Linked DNA regions of Homo sapiens: region 2 is linked to region 1. Evidence: chromatin loops called from intact Hi-C (ENCODE). Cell type or tissue: CD4-positive, alpha-beta T cell. All regions are shown on one strand.

Evidence for each region. Hi-C counts contacts between places; a loop is a spot of excess contacts. Peaks named below come from ENCODE experiments on the same cell type or tissue, not always from the same donor. Only the 100,000 strongest peaks of a DNase experiment are listed, where the experiment ranks them.
Region 2: a loop joins it to region 1, with 11 times the contacts of the local background. A loop is called at or near these places in 1 of 110 quality-filtered maps.

Annotation. Positions count from the first base shown.
Region 1 is chr10:50,735,619-50,743,618 of GRCh38, forward strand. ASAH2B (N-acylsphingosine amidohydrolase 2B) reads left to right here and starts at 4,318. Exons shown (of 6, transcript NM_001321958.2): 1 at 4,318-4,365; 2 at 7,297-7,392. In CD4-positive, alpha-beta T cell, a CTCF peak has its summit at 6,078; DNase peaks (open chromatin) are centred at 4,293 and 4,893; H3K4me3 peaks cover 1,547 bases; H3K27ac peaks cover 984 bases.
Region 2 is chr10:50,190,168-50,198,167 of GRCh38, forward strand. It overlaps ASAH2 (N-acylsphingosine amidohydrolase 2), which reads right to left. Exons shown (of 21, transcript NM_019893.4): 18 at 6,606-6,752; 19 at 2,486-2,545. Among named protein-coding and RNA genes, the nearest start is that of ASAH2, 57 kb to the right of the region's middle. In CD4-positive, alpha-beta T cell, no CTCF peak of the experiment used is centred here; no DNase peak of the experiment used is centred here.

The sequences.
Region 1 (8,000 bases):
TCAGAGTAATCAACTTAGCTTTGGGAGAAGAATTTAATGTTTTATTATCTGCCACAACCATAGCCTGGTGAATTGATTTAAATCATTGAGCTATAACTGCTTTTTGAAGATTTTTTATTTTTCCCCTTCTTGTGAATTAGTAATTAACAAAATGTAAAAATCCAAATTCAATATATAATTTCATGTTATAAAATAAAGGTTACCCATGAAATACAGTTAATGGTCAAATAAATTCTTTGTTAAGATTGGGGACCTTTGCAATTTGTGAGAAACAGTCACACACACACACAAAGTCTGTAAACAAAGATAAAATGTTTTTGCTGAATAATGTAATTGTCATTTGCTGCTCCCTTATTGAAAGAAAGGTGTCTGTTTACCTGGATTGTTGCTTAAATCTGCCACAAATTTGCTACTCAAAACCTTATTTATTATATTATAGCAAATAGGGTAATAATTACTGTCAGAGAAGGGGACATACTTTTTGTAACTCTTTACATTTTTCTTAAAATACAAATTGGTATACAAATTTTGATTTTGAATCTTTCAATTATGTTTTCACTACGTCCCATATATCCTCTAAGTTTTGTCTTTTTCAACTTCAGTATACAGATTTCAGCAATACTGTAATTTTTTACTGAGTACTTAACATATATGAGAAAAAGATACTTTACAATTTCCACATGCTGTAATGAAATATGTTGAGCTTAGTTTATGTTAACTGCATCTAGTTCTTGCTTGATTTCTTCTTTTTTCCTCTAAAGTTATATTTTATCTTGCAAGTTGTGTATGTATGTGTATTAGTTATGTGTTTGTTTAACAAATTATCCAAAATCTTAGTGGATAAAGCAGCAAACATTTATTATCTCACAGTTTCCATGAGTCAGAAATTCAGATAATGCTTAGCTGCATTCTCTTTGCCTGAATATCTCACAAGGCTAAAATCAAGGTGTCAATTGGGCTATCGTTATTCCAAGGTTCAATCAGTGATGAGTCCACTTTCATAGTGACTCAAGTAGCTGTTGGTGGGACTCAGTTCCTCCATGGTTATTCTTAATTGGTGGTTGGCAAGAGGCCTACTTCACTGTTTTACCACATGGATGTTACCCATAAAGCATCTCACAACATGGAAGCAGCTTCAACAGGGCTAATAAATAAGAAGGCAAAAAAGAATGTGCAAGAAAAAAGTCAAAGGCTTTTGTCATCTAGACTTGGAAGTGATTAAGCTCAAGTGTGATTAATCTCAAGCCAACTATCAAGCTGAAAGGACAGGATATGAATATTAAGAAAAGGGGATCACTGAAAGCCATTTAGGAAACTGCCTACAAATTATGTGGATATGGATGTTTTACGAAAATAAAATTCCTTGTCTTAGAGTGGTTTCTTTTTACTTTTTTTCTACATCTAATATTTTAGAACCCAAAACATGGGGATAAAGACAAATTTTAGCATCTTATCCTTAATATTTAGGAGCACAGCATACGTCATGTTGAGGATGCTACTATGCCTTTACATTATGTTGGAAAGTATATATTCATCTCTGGCTCTCTTTTTTTCTCTCAAGTGATGGTGATTTATAATGTCTAGAATAAAGTATACTTAGAAGCCAAATTAAAACTGTATTTTATCATATTCGTATAAGCTTACTAAAGTATTACTAAATACTCCTGTTTGCATCTTAATCATCTCCAAACTTTTTTCTCCTACTATGGCATCTTTTCATATCTGCATGAACCAAATGTGGCTTTTGAAATAGGAAATTTTGGATGGAATAATAATCCACTATGAAGGAGTCATATAGTTAATGTAAGGAGAAGGGCTGACTTACAAGATGAGACCTAAATATATTTTTAAATTCTTAAACACTACTATACTTTCTCCTTAATGTACCCACAACATATGTCTCAGATTTCAATAGTCCTTGGAGACACATTTTCCTCAAATACCTGAATAAAAAGACAAACCTACAATCTTGCTTTATTATATATAAGAACTTAATAATTTACCAAGTATTCAAAGATATCCAGGAACATTTATCTTCTTCAAAATATTTCCTGATTTTAACTTGCTATTCCATTTCTCATCTGGATCCAGATCAGAACCTTTACCTACTTTTCTGCAGGTTACTCACTTCTGGCTTTCTTCGTGCTTGTGTGGCTCTTTTTTAAACACTTCACACTGAGTTGTGGACACCTATCCCTTCTTTTTTCAAAAGGTCTTTTTTCCCTTCTTTTTTCAGGAGGCAAGGAAGGGGGAGGCAGTAGGAAGGACTGAACAGAGAGGAAGAAGTGCGAAATACTCATTTGGAACAATGGGAGATTGAATAGACCGGAAAAAGAATGATTAAAGTGAGGACTGCTGGCATGGTCCTGTTTTCTTCCAGCCATGTTTAGTTGCATCGTTGTGGCATGGAATAGATGGAGAGCTGAGTTTATCCAGGGCTCCCATCTTACTAAGCAGATAGGAGGTGACAGGGAGGTGGGTGAGTTGAGGAGGTGTGCAAGGGACCAATGAGAATGGTTGGCCATGGAGTTTAAGCTCGCTCACTAGAGAGGGAAAAGTCATAAAGGAAGGAAGAAACAGTGAAAAGGTAGTAAGATCTGGATTGGAGGTACTGGTAAGGTTGCAAGAATTTTGTTTCAGGGCAGTATAGGGAGTAACCTGGATAGCTAGGAGGTGGTGGTCAGAGTGGGCTACTGTGGGGTTTGCAGTCCTTGGACCTGACAAGGTCTAAGGTCTGATCATGGAGGGAGGGGGAAGCTGAGGTAGGGCAGAGGACAGGAGTGGGCTTCATGAGATCAAAAGGATGTTGGAAGGATTATCTACCCGGATACTGACATCTCCATGAAGTAAGAGGCATAGTGTGAAGAAGTTACAACATCCTAAGCTCTTCACAGATAAGGGAAGCATGCACCACGTGGGTAGCCTCTCTTGTTTAGCACCCAGTATATAGCCTATGCAGAGTGAATACCTGGGGGCTGCTGGGGGCGAAAACAAGGTCACTGTGACAGGACCTGAAGCCTGGGGGTCTCGGTGACAGGAGTGGGCCTAGTTTTTTGGTGTAGAATTGAGCCTTGAGTGCACTGGTGGGATCTTATTGAAAGGAACCCCTCCAAGACTAGAAGAAGATGCATCCTCTGACAATGTAGGCTCTGTAGGCGTCCCAAGTACCTGGGCTGTGGGTTAGATGGACTCCAAGGCATTTCCTCAGGTGGCAATGGGCCGATCCCTGGGAAGGCAAAGCTGTGCAGGAAGAAAATGGCAAGATGCTACCTTCCCTCAGGGAAAGCCCCTTTCCCGGGAGCAGGGAAGGCGAGGCAGTTTAGGCTGGGTCAGTTTGTCCCTGCCATCAGAGTCTGTTGGTCCTGGAAAAAGAGGGCCTTATTTTATTTATTTATTTTTCTTTGAGACAGTGTCTTGCTCTGTCGCCCAGGCTGGAGTGCAGTGGCTCGATCTCAGCTCACTGCAACCTCCGCCTCCAAGGCTCAAGCGATCGTTCCGCCTCAGCCTCCAGAGTAGCTGGGACCACAGGGACCACAGGCGCCCGCCACGACGCTGGCATTGATTGATTGATTGATTGATTGAGAGAGAGGTAGCCTCCCTGTGTTGCCCAGGCTGGTCTTGAACTGCTGGGCTCAAGCAATCCTCCTGCCTTGGACTCCCAAAATACTGGGATTACAGGCGTGAGCCACCGTGCCTGGCTAATTTTCTTCCTTTCTTTTTTTTCCTGCGAGACGGTGGGCGGGGGTATCTCCCTAAGTTGCCCAGGCTGGTCTTGAACTCCTGGGCTCAAGCGATCCTCCCGCCTCAGCCTCCCAAAGGGCTGGGATTACAGGCATGAGCCACCGCTTCCTGCCAAAAGAGGGCTTTAGGGCACCCCCAGAACCTGAGATCTCCCTCATCTGTCATCTTTAAAGAGAAGGAAGTCGACTCCCAGTCGAGCCATAGTCCATTTGTCCCGGGCACGGTGACTCCGGGGTGGCCAGGACCAAATGTGTCTCCTTCTGGCTTTTGCACCGCACCAACTAATCCGCGGCAGGCCGCACAGCTGCCCTGGCCTTCGCGGAGGACTAAGGCGAGGGCGGTGTACGCTGCTCCGGAGTCCCACCGCGGGAGTTGAGGCAGCGGATTCCGAGGGCAGGGTGGGGCGGAATCGGGAGGGATGCGGACCCGGTGGAACGCACTGCGCAGACGGCGCCGGCGCCCGCACACAGCTGTTGACTAGTCTTCCAGCTCTCCCCTGGAAGTCGTCCAGGCGCCGGTCTCTTTTTTCTGCCTTTTTGTTTCCCTCCCCGCGAGTCGGCGCGACGGTGAATTTCCGTTTCCGGCGGTGTGGAAGCGGACCTGAGGAGTCGCAATTGTGAACAGGTTCGGTGCTGCGGCTGGGGTAGGCGGCAGTGGGGTCCCTGGCTCTGGGGCACTGGGAAGATCGCGAGTCGTGCGCGTGGGAAGGTCCTTCCCTGGTCCTCCGGGTTATCTTTGCTCCCCAGGAGCAGCATATTTCACCTTTAACGGAGGCGTGCCCGGGAGTCGTTGGGAGAGGGAACGGGGTGAATCCCTGCAGAGAGCCTGACGGGGAGGGAAGGTGTCCGGGAGACGTCGTTTCCTGGCGACGTGGTCCCAGCAGGCGACTCGGACCTGAGCCGAATCTGTTGACCCCAAATTGTGCTTTTCCCACCAAGAGCAAAAGAAAGAGAAACATTAGTACAGCTTCGGAACTAAAATATAGTAGAGAAGCAACATAACCTCGGAAATCCCACAGCTATTCAGTTTCAAAGCGTTCCTAGTGCCCAGCTCTCCTAACTCCCAGCCGGTGTTCCTTGACGTTATGGTGATATATAAAGACTTTCTGTTTCCGCTCGTGTTGTGTGTCTGTGGGAAGCCTCTGACTCACTTCTGTGCTCCAGTAGCACCCTGTGCAGCCTTGCAGTGTATCCCTTATTGCACGGAAGGTACTAGTTTGGATTTCCTCTGCAAGTCAGATCATAGCTATATCCATTCACTGGCACAGTGGCTAGCACATCATAGATAGACCAAACATTTATTAAACGGAATTAATACAGGACCTTAATTGAATGAAATGGCACCCTTTCCCGCTTTTTTTCAATCAAGCTGTCAGATTTTATGCAGCCTGATATTCTTAAAAAACTCACTAATTCAGTGATTACCAATTTATTGGCCACAGATTCCCAGGTACCTCAGAAATCACTGGAAGGGTCTCTGTAAGTCCATGGGGTCTCCAGGCATCATTTAGAACCAGTCATATCTCACACATACAGATACTGCTGTTTTTCAAATGTGTGTAGATGAGTTATAATTCAGGAGTTTTACAGAGGTGACAGGTACTAAAAGTAATACTGCGATCCTATTGGAAGTTCATAAAAACGTTTTAAATTTTTTATTACAATTTAAGTTTAAGTTAGGAAACCACTTCATTAGTCCAGTTGATACCTAGGTCTGAGCTGTCCAGTATGGTAGCGACATGTGACTGTTTAGAGTTAGAATGAAATTAATTAAAAATTCATTTTTTCAGTTTCTTTAAGAACATTTGTTTAGGGCCACAGGTTTCCAGGCTTAAGGGTGGGGCCTTTGCCAGGGAACCACTCTCTTCTACCCAGTATTTTCCTGTCTCCTGTCCATATCACAGGGATATACTCCGGCAAGTATTGCTATTAATTACTTCATTCATTCAACAGATGTATTGTGACAGATACTGTGCTAGCCACTTTCTGGGGCATAATGATGAAAAGAATCTGTCCCTTCCCTCAAGATCACTGGAAGCCGGGGGTCTAGTAGGAAGACAGAAAAGAGAACAGATGATTACATTTTCATGAAAGGCATGCACAAGGTGTTATAAAAATAAAGAGAAAGAGCACCAGCCCAGACTGGGTATTTGAGTACTGGGACTGTTCAGGAAGATGTAACATCTGTATGAGTTCTTGACAACAAGTGAGAGTTAAGCAAATAAAAAGTAAGAATGTATCCTATATAGAAGAAACGATATATGCAAAGGTCCAGAGGGCAGGCACATTGATGGACCACAATTAGTTGAGTAGCATGGAGTAAGTATGCGGAGGGTGATGGTAAGGAGATGGTAGCCAGAGTGGGAGACACAGGTTAGCTGATGGATAGTCTTGCATGCTATGCTACTGAGCCTTCACTCAGTAAGGAAGGCTTTGGGGGAACTGCAGTAGGATTCTAAGCAAGAGAATGCTTTGATAAAATTTTGTGATTTAGAAAGGTCAATAGATGGCAGTGTAGAAAATGAATTGGAAGGGCTTGTGTATAGGCAGAGGACTGATTAAGAAGCCATAGTGTAATTAAGATCTGGGCAAGACATGGACATGCACACTTGAGGGTGAAGGCTGGGAGGAGGGAGAGGATCAAAAAACTACTTATCAGGTACTGTGCTTATTACCTGGATGATGAAATAATCTGTATAACCAACCCTCATGACATGTGATTTACCTATATAACAAACCTGCACATGTACCTCTGAACTTAATACAAATATAAAAAAAAAGAGATCTGGGTGAGAAATGAGGGTTTGAACTAAGGTGAAATCTATTTGTACCTTAGGAGAAAGTAAGACAGGAAAATGAAAGATCTCAGGAGATTTGAAGGAGACAGAATTACCAGATGTGGAGACTGATAGGATACAGGATGAGGGAGAGAGGAGTCTAAGGTAACTGCCGGCTGATCCTCACATGGGAGACTGGAAAGATGACATTCGCTGAGATGAGAATGTTGTGGAGGAAGCTGGTATGTCTGAAGTGGTGAGGTTGGTTTTAGATTTGATAACTTTGAAGTTCCTGTAGAAGAACCAAAGGCCTGGAGGTCAGCTAAAAGATGCATTTGGCTCAATTTCATGGCTTTGTGATGGATTAAATGTCTTTCTCCAGTTAGCACCTTCTAACTATTTATCCAGAAGTTACTAGGACTCTTTATTTTGTTTTATTTTTCTTCTGATATATGCCCTGGGGGAAAGCACTTATATTACAAGTACTTATAATAGACTAAAGCTTAGGAGCTAGCACCGTCTTTCATAGTAAATAGAGTGACAGTCTAAATGGCATAAGCAGAGAGAACCCACTGCTTTTAACAGGTAGTCCATAGGAGTCACTTACCTTGGCCAGTAAATGGAAATGCCCATCCTCTTTTGTCATACATAATCTTGAAGATTGTGCCAGTTTTGAATAATGTGAGATGTCAAGCATCACACTTACCTAAAATGCTACACCTCTGTAAATGGATTTAAATATGCAGAACCATATACAACTCTCCCTGCCTTTCCTGCAGGCTCAGCGATATGAGGCAGCATCGACAATTTATGGACCGCACGCATTATCTGCTTACATTCAGCTCTTCAGAAACCTTGCTAAGGCTATTGCTACGGTAATCAAATATTGTTTGTGCGTGCGTGCGTGCGTGTGTGTGTGTGTGTATGTCTGTATGTGTCTGTGTCTGGGTAAGAGGGAAGTGAAAGAGAACCTTAGCTTCGAGTGTTCAGTTTGACAACCTTTATATTTTACAAAATTTATAGTTTTGTGGTATCTCTAACAAAATAAATAAAATTTCTTTCCCAATTTTGGATCTAGTTAACATCCTTTCATGCTGGCAGCTTCTTTCATATGTATTTTCTCACTATTTTTACAACCATCATGTGAAATTAGGGAGATATCATTTCTCCCCAGTTTTCAGAGGAGCACATAGGCTTGAAGATAAGTGATGAAGCTTACTACACCTGGGAGTTGAACCTGTGTTTTCTAATCCTTGCCAGATTCTCCCCACTCACTCCAAAAGTTGAGTAGGTCAGCATTCTAAGATGCCCATTTTCCACATTATAATATCTTGGAAATTGGGATGCATTTTCCAATCAGAGGAAGCTTATTATTATAATTAGTAGCATGCTTTTACTTTCTTGGTGGTTCAAAAGATAATATGAGTTGTTAAATCAATGGAAGCTTAGATTTGATGTAAAAATAGTGGTGCCTTGGAATAAA
Region 2 (8,000 bases), 550 kb before region 1:
ATTGGAAGATTATTATAATAGAAGAATTTGTTTCAGACCAAGAATTCAGCTTCAAACAAAGCACAGATTTGAATGATATGACAAGTTAATAAAGACAAAGGCTATACATTTCTAGTATCCTTTTAAATCCTTGAGATTGTGACCCTAAAAGGTACATGTCTAATTCACTTATATTTATCACAGTTCTTTACATCTGTCATTTACTGGTGCTCAAATAACCCCTTGCTAAATGTATCACCTATTTACATGTGGGCCATGTAATTGTTTAAAATTCTCCTTTAAGTATTCAACTGATGAATTACATTCAATAAGGAAGTTTTCATAACCATAGGAACTTGTAAAGAGAGTTATTTCTGTCTATTTATGGCAAATGACATTGGGAAGGCCTTAGATGGAGAAGATATGGTGGGCTTTTTGAATATGTCTAGAGTAGAGACTGAAGAACAAGTCTAGGCCTCTGAATACCAGGGATAAAACATATGACAATCTTTTCCCAACTGCTCTACCGTAATCTCTTCCAGATGCATAATTAGGTACTGCATACATTAATTATGCATAATATAAGTTACTTTATCTCTCTAGGCCTCAGTTTATTCATCTGGAAAGTAAGGGTAATAAAACTTAACTCATTGGGTAGTCGTAAGGATGGAATTAATCATGTGATAATGCATATAAAGCACTTTAATAGGAATACTTGCAAATACTACCTGCAAAATAGTAAGCATTCCATAAATAGTGATGATAACTACTAATGAAGAAGGGTGATAGAAATTGTTTTATACCAAGTCCCAGAGCATTCTTTGAAATTAATTCTATTACCACTATAGTAGTTTAAAGGTTTTGTTCTCCTGCTTCTCCATGGCAATAATGATGATAGAATTTCTCTACCCTAGGGATATCAGGTGACAGCTAAACATGCAGTTTTGATATAACACTTTGATATCTTCAGAAAATAATGTTATGAACACGTAACTATTGTGGCACAGATTCACTTACTAAAGAAATTACTTCAAACAGGTGCATATTGACTACCTAAGAAGTAGAAGACTTTCCTCCAATGTCATATTTGAGAATGTCATATTGCCACAATTGTTATCTTGGCAATAATGACATTTTAAAAACAGGAATGGGAAGGTTCTTTTGGAAGGAAGGTATTTTTGGATTATAAGTGACTATAGGCCCTGGGAAGAACAGCTAATTGATATAAGGAATGCATCCTCAGCCACAGTGAAAACCATGACCTCGAAATCACAGTCATATGCCCACTCTTTTTCCACTATAAATTCCTTTATTATTTGAGGTTTTACAACTAGAATGTGTCCAGTTACTGCTTGTGTAGTTATAAGTATATTTTAAGGAAGTTATACAAGTATACATTAATTTTATTAATAGATATATTACATATGTATATAGTTTATCATACATATGATAAAAACAAAAAAGTCTAAAATGCTTTATTAAAAAACTCTTAACAGCTATTACCTCTGGAAAGCAGGTTTGTGGGTAGAAGAGCACTTATATATTCTATTTTCTACACTTCTATATTGTTTTAACATTGGGCATGTATTTTGAATGTCATTTTTTAGGTTTAATAAATAAATGCTCTATTAGCACCAGTAGTAAATAATAGGGAAATGGCCAATGCAAGATAAAGTAAAGCACATGCACCAGGACTCCAAGCCAGGAGAGTATACACCTGGGGATCTGTGACCGTTCCACAACAGTACAGGTAGGACCAGAGATAGTAGTGTAGAGGAGGAGGAGAGAGCCAAAAAGAGAAGAAGAAGCCAAAGACACACATCCTTCAGTTGGCCCTTTGACTATTTCACAACATTTGGTAGAGTTCTATATATTTGAATACAGTCATATATCGGATACATCCTGAGAAGTGCATTGTTAGGCAAATTCATCATTGTATGAGCATCACAGACTTAGACTTACACAAACTTAGATGGTGTAACCTCCTACCTAGGCTATATGGTATAGCCCGTGGCTCCTAGGCTACAAATTTGTACAGCCCGTTACTGTATTGAATGTTGTAGGCAATTGTAACACAATGGTAAGTATTTGTGTATCTAAACATACCTAAACGTAGAAAAGGTACAGTAAAAGTAGAGTATTATAATCTCACGGGACCAATGTCATAAATGCAGTTCATCTTTGACTGAAACATCATTGTATGTGGTGCATAATTATATATATGGGATTGTATTCAACTTAACATCTTCTTGACAGACAATGCAGTCATACATGCATTATGCTATACTTGGTCCTAAGTGGAGCCAATTATATGTTTCCTGTGTGCTTTTACCCAGACTCAATCCACATTAACTACCTATTGAATATTTTCCCGTACCTACAAAATAAGATGGAAAACAAGTTGGAACATTTTGTCTTTATGTTATTAACCTCTAGAGGGATATTTAAATGAATGAATGGCTAAAAAGTGGATTTACATTTGTAAAAGAAAATCATTGATACCTACCTGGTTTTGTACTGAATTCTTCGGGTTAGCACCTACAAATATAACTTCAGCAACTTCCCCCTGAAAGTAAAAATTCATTTAATGATTTCTAATAAACGGTTTTTTTGCTATACTCATATTTTGGACATTATTTATTATAAATTCTATAATTTAGGGTGCCTTTATAGATTTTGTTCTATTTAATCAAGTAAGTTATCTTCTAAGAATATTAACCCTTGCAACAATAGACATAGGAATGTTTGGCCAATGAGTTTGCTTTTGGTAGACTCAGATACAAGTGAAGATCTAGAGCTGTAGTTTATATTAGTGACAGCATATTAAAATGGCTTCTTCAGGCCTTGATAATTCCTCACACCTCCCTCCCAACACAAATACAGGGAATATTTGAATCAAATTAGAACAGTCAAAACTTTCCACAGATGACTCATATTTATGCTTACATTTATACTTAAGCTTTTATTTTTATAAGAGATGGAGTGGCAGGATGTGTATTTATCCTCCCCCCTGAAACGACTAAAAAACTGGAAAAAATATATATTAAACAATGGATTTTCAAGTGACAAAGAAAGACAGTGATATTTGAGTGGCAGCAGACAAACAAGAACCCTGTAATCCACCAGCTCAATGTCATCAGAGTTTACGGGCCACGGCAGAAGGAGGAGAATTCAGGCCAAGTCTGGCAGTCTAAGTTGAGGATATGGAGCTGGGTGTCCACAAAAGCCAAACAGTCTTGAGTTTATAGCACAGAGCATCATAGAGAGGATAGCTGCACAGAGACAGAAATCTGGAGATTTGCAGAAAGCTCCCCTCAAGTTTGCATGCATATAAGGGAACTACTGGAAGCCAAGAAAAGAATGGGCTAACAGAATTACAGAGAACAGTCCCCAGGCTCATAGAGAGTTGTGACAAGATTCTGTTCCCACCAGGCCAGACTGGAAAACCTCATAATTCAAAAGAATTTTACATTAGTGTGTGAGGGGATGAGGGGTGCTGGGGGAAGTGAGGAAGGGATTTGCTCAAGATGAAAATCTGCTCTGGTCCTGCCTAAAAAATTTAGTAATAGGTAATGCAATAGGTAAAAGCAATAAAACTAAATGCTAGTTCTTTGAGGACACAAATTACCAAAATTAGAAAGAAAGAGGGGATATCATTGTCAACTCTTCAGAAATTAAAAGGATTACAGGGGATTATCATGAGCAACAACAACTTTTATATTACACCAACAAATTAAACAACTTATATGAAATGAGAAAATTCCTAGAATGATACCAATTCCTATAAAGATAAATTCCTAGAAAGACACAAAATTGATGCAAGGAAAAAAATAGGACATATGAATGGTCATATAACAAGTAAAGAAATTGAATTAGTAATAAAAATTTTGCCATAAAGAAAAGCCAGGTCCATATGGCCTTGCTGGTCAATCCAATCAAATATTTAAAGAGTAAATAATGCCAATCTTTTGGATACTTTTTCAGAAAGTACAAGAGAAAACATTTCCCAACTCATTCTTTGAAAGCACTATTGCCCCAATACCAAAGGCAAAGACAACACATAAAAAGAAAACTAAAAATATCCCTCATGGACATGAGTAGAAAACTCTACAATATATCAGCAAATCAAATTCAGCAACATCTAAAAAGGATTATACACCATGACTAAATGATACGGCATTTATTTAACATCTGAAAACCAATGAATGTAAATACCTTATTAAAATAACAAAAGACAAAACCACATTGTCACCTCAGTAGAAAAAAAATTGCAAAACTCCAACACTGATTTCTGACAAAAACTTGCAATAAGCTAGGCATAAAACATGAAAAAGAGAATCTACAAAAAATCCTAAAGAAAACATCATACTAAATGGTGAAAAACTGAATACTTTTCTACTACGATTGGAAACAAGACAAGAGTGTCCAGTCTCACAACTTCTATTTGACATTGGATTGGATCTTCAGCAAAAAAAACAAAGATGAAGGTACCACACAACCTGACTTCAAAATATACTACAAAGCTATAGTAATCAACACAGCATGGTACTGGCCTAAAGTAATCAACACACCATTGGTACACATAGACCAATGGAGCCCAGAAATAAGCCCGCACATTTATGATAAATTGATTTTTGACAAAGGTGCCAAGAACGCACAATGGGGAAGTGACAGTCTCTTCAATAAATGCTGCTGGGAAAACTGGATATCCACATGCAGAAGAAGGAAATATAAAAATTAACTCAAAATTGATTAAAGATTTAAATATAAAACCTGAAACTATAAAACAACTGAAAGAAAACCTAGAGGAAAAGCTCCATGATGTTGGTGTAGGCGATGTTTTTTTTTTTTTAATATGACCCCTAATGCAAAAGCAACAAAAGCAAAAACAGACACATATTACATCAAACTAAACAGTTTCTGCACAACCAAAAAAACAATTAACAAAGTGAGGAGACAACCTAAAGAATGGGAGAAAACACTTGCAAACTATGCATCCAATAAAGAGTTAATATCCAAAAGATATAAGGTACTCAAACAACTCTATAGCAAGAAAACAAATGACCCAACTTGAAAATAAGAAAAGGACCTGAATAAACATTTCTCTAAAGAAGACATACAAATGCTCAACAGGGTATTTTTTTAAATGTTCAATATCAGTGATCATCGAAGAAATGCAAATTAAAACTACAACAAGATATCACCTAATACCTGTTAGAATGTATAATATTTAAAAAGACAAAAGACAAGTGTTGATAAGAATGTAGAAAAAGGTAACTCTTGCACACTGTTCATGACAATGTGAATTAGTGCAGCCATTATGAAAAGCAGCAAGAGGTTTCTCAAAAAATTAAAAATAGAACTACTGTAAAATATATACACAATACCATTTCTGGGTATATAGAGAAAGGAAATGAAATCAGTTTGTTGAAGAGATATGTGAACTCCCATGTTTATTGCAGCACTGTTCACAATAGCCAAGATATGAAACAACCTAAGTGTTCATCAATGGATGAATGGATAAAGAAAATGTAGTACATATACACAATGGAATACTATTCAGTCATAAATAAGAATGAGATCCTTACATTTGATACAACATGGATAAACCTGGAGAACATTAGATTCAGTAAAATAAGCCAGGTACAGAAAGATAAATACCACATGATCTCACTTATATATAGAACCTTCAAGAGTTAAACTCATAGAAGTAGAGAGTAGAATGTTGGCAGAAGGTTAGTTACCAGGGGCTAGGAGGTTAGGGGGTTGGGGAGGTATTGATCAAAGAATATAAAATTTCATTTAGACAGAGGGAATAAGTTCAAGAGGGCTACTGTACAACTTGATGGCTTCAGTTAAAAACAACATATTGTGTTTTAAAAATTGTTAAGAAAGTCTCAAATTTTCTCACAACAAAAAATAATATGTGACATAATGTATATGTTAATTAGCTCAATTGAGCCATTCCCCATGTATACATATTTCAAAACATCATCTTGTACACAGTAAATATATATAATTTTTATTTATCAAGTAGAAAATTAAATAAAATTTTTTAAAAAGCAGAACATTCTATTGAAGGTTCTAGCCAGTCCGATAAGGATAAATAATTAGGTGCATTTAGAAAAGAAATATAGAAAGGAATAAATAAGCTTATTTTTATTCACAGATGACATGATACTATATGTAGAAATTCCTAAGGAATCCAGACTCCCCTCTTACTCATCCCTCCTCCCCCCAGAAAAACTGTTGAAACTAATAACTGATTCAGCAAGCTTTCAGGACACAAGATTGATATAAAATAGTAATGGTACAAATTCTGCTTCATTTCTGTATGTTTTTCCTATCCTTGACTTAAGAGACAACTCTCAGTGCCAGTGAATAGTTCCATGATCATTCACTTAAGAAAAGGAATAATTTGGATTTTAGAATTTCAATTTGACACAATTACTTACAAAAAATAAATATTTCCCCATTCTCATTACTTTTGCAGAGATAAGAACAATTGTCAAAATTATCATTGCTAACAGTTGGTCTACAGCATGATTAGAGGCAAATGGTGACACAAAGTGACATCCCCCAAAACATCCCTCTAAAGGATTCCAAGGTCTGCTCATGAGTCTTACCACTCTGTATTCAGGTTTTGCTGGCTGCAGGACATCCCCGAAAGTTCTGCCTTTTGGTGCTCTATCCACAATACTAGGAATTAATGGAACTATTAATTGTTTGAAAAAGGGAGGTTCTGGACCTCTGCTCAGGTTGGCTACCGTGTCCTGGAACAGAGAGCATTTGTTAAGGAGTGCACAGGTAGAGTCAAAGACCCTTTCCCCAGGCCTCCAGACCCAGAAATGCCTGCATTAATGGAAGAGTGCACACACACATATACATACTCCAAGAGCTAACAACCTTGAGCAAAATAGGAAGGTAGCCTTGCTAAGCATGAGCCTAGAAATTCATAATTTAAACTCTTGTCACTGGGAGAAAGTTTTGGTCATAGGCAACTCTTTCATTCCCCTAGACAACATAAGGACAGTGACCAGAGTACAAGGTTGGAAGCATACTTTCAAATTGTCTGACTTTGTACAGGGGCCTAACATGCAAAAAGGTAATTATACCATGACAGTGTAATTATTATTTTAATTTTTAAAAAGTATTGAGCCACTCTCACCTGGAGTGAGTACCAAGTTTTTTCCTAGATTCTTGTCTGTGCTAATAAAAGAATATAATAAATATATTTTTAATTTAAAATTTAAGATCATCCCACATCCTGACTGGTTTAATCTATATTGCCCACAAAGTTTACCATTTTTAATAGTGTCATAAAAATACAAATCTCAATTTTCAAATATCCCTATATCTATATTAGGTTGGTACAAAAGTAATTGGCATTTTGCCATTACTTTCAATGAATATTTAACGCTCTTTATTCCTCACATTATAGATTTAATCTTTACAACTGCATATGAGATAGGTTATGTATTACCATTCCCATTTTGCAAATGAGAAAATAGGCTTAGACATATTCAGTGGTTTTTTTCAAGATCACATAGCTAGTTTTAAGGTGCTTGACCAGAAATTTGACTGTAAAACAAATTTCCACCAAATTAATTGCATTTTTCTTCATTGTCACTACAAAATTTGAAGAATCTATTTTCTTGGGAAGAACTATAGACCTATGAGCATAGTGACAGTTAAACAGTAGTTATCTCTAGGGATGGATTATAGTTTTATGCTTTTCTGTATAATCTGAATGACCTACAAATAGATTTGGATTTTATAATAGAAATAAATAAATAAATACAAACAGTTATTCAAAAAAAGTAACCTAAAACTGAGACCAAAATTATAATAAAATGAAAATAAATATCAATTGATTAAAATATGTGCAAAGAAATTATATAAAATACTGAAATTTCAAACACACAATCAGTAACTAATAATACAGGCATATGAAATTTTCAACGTTCAATTGATGCAACCTACAGAGACAACCATTTCATTCATTTCAACTTAATATATCC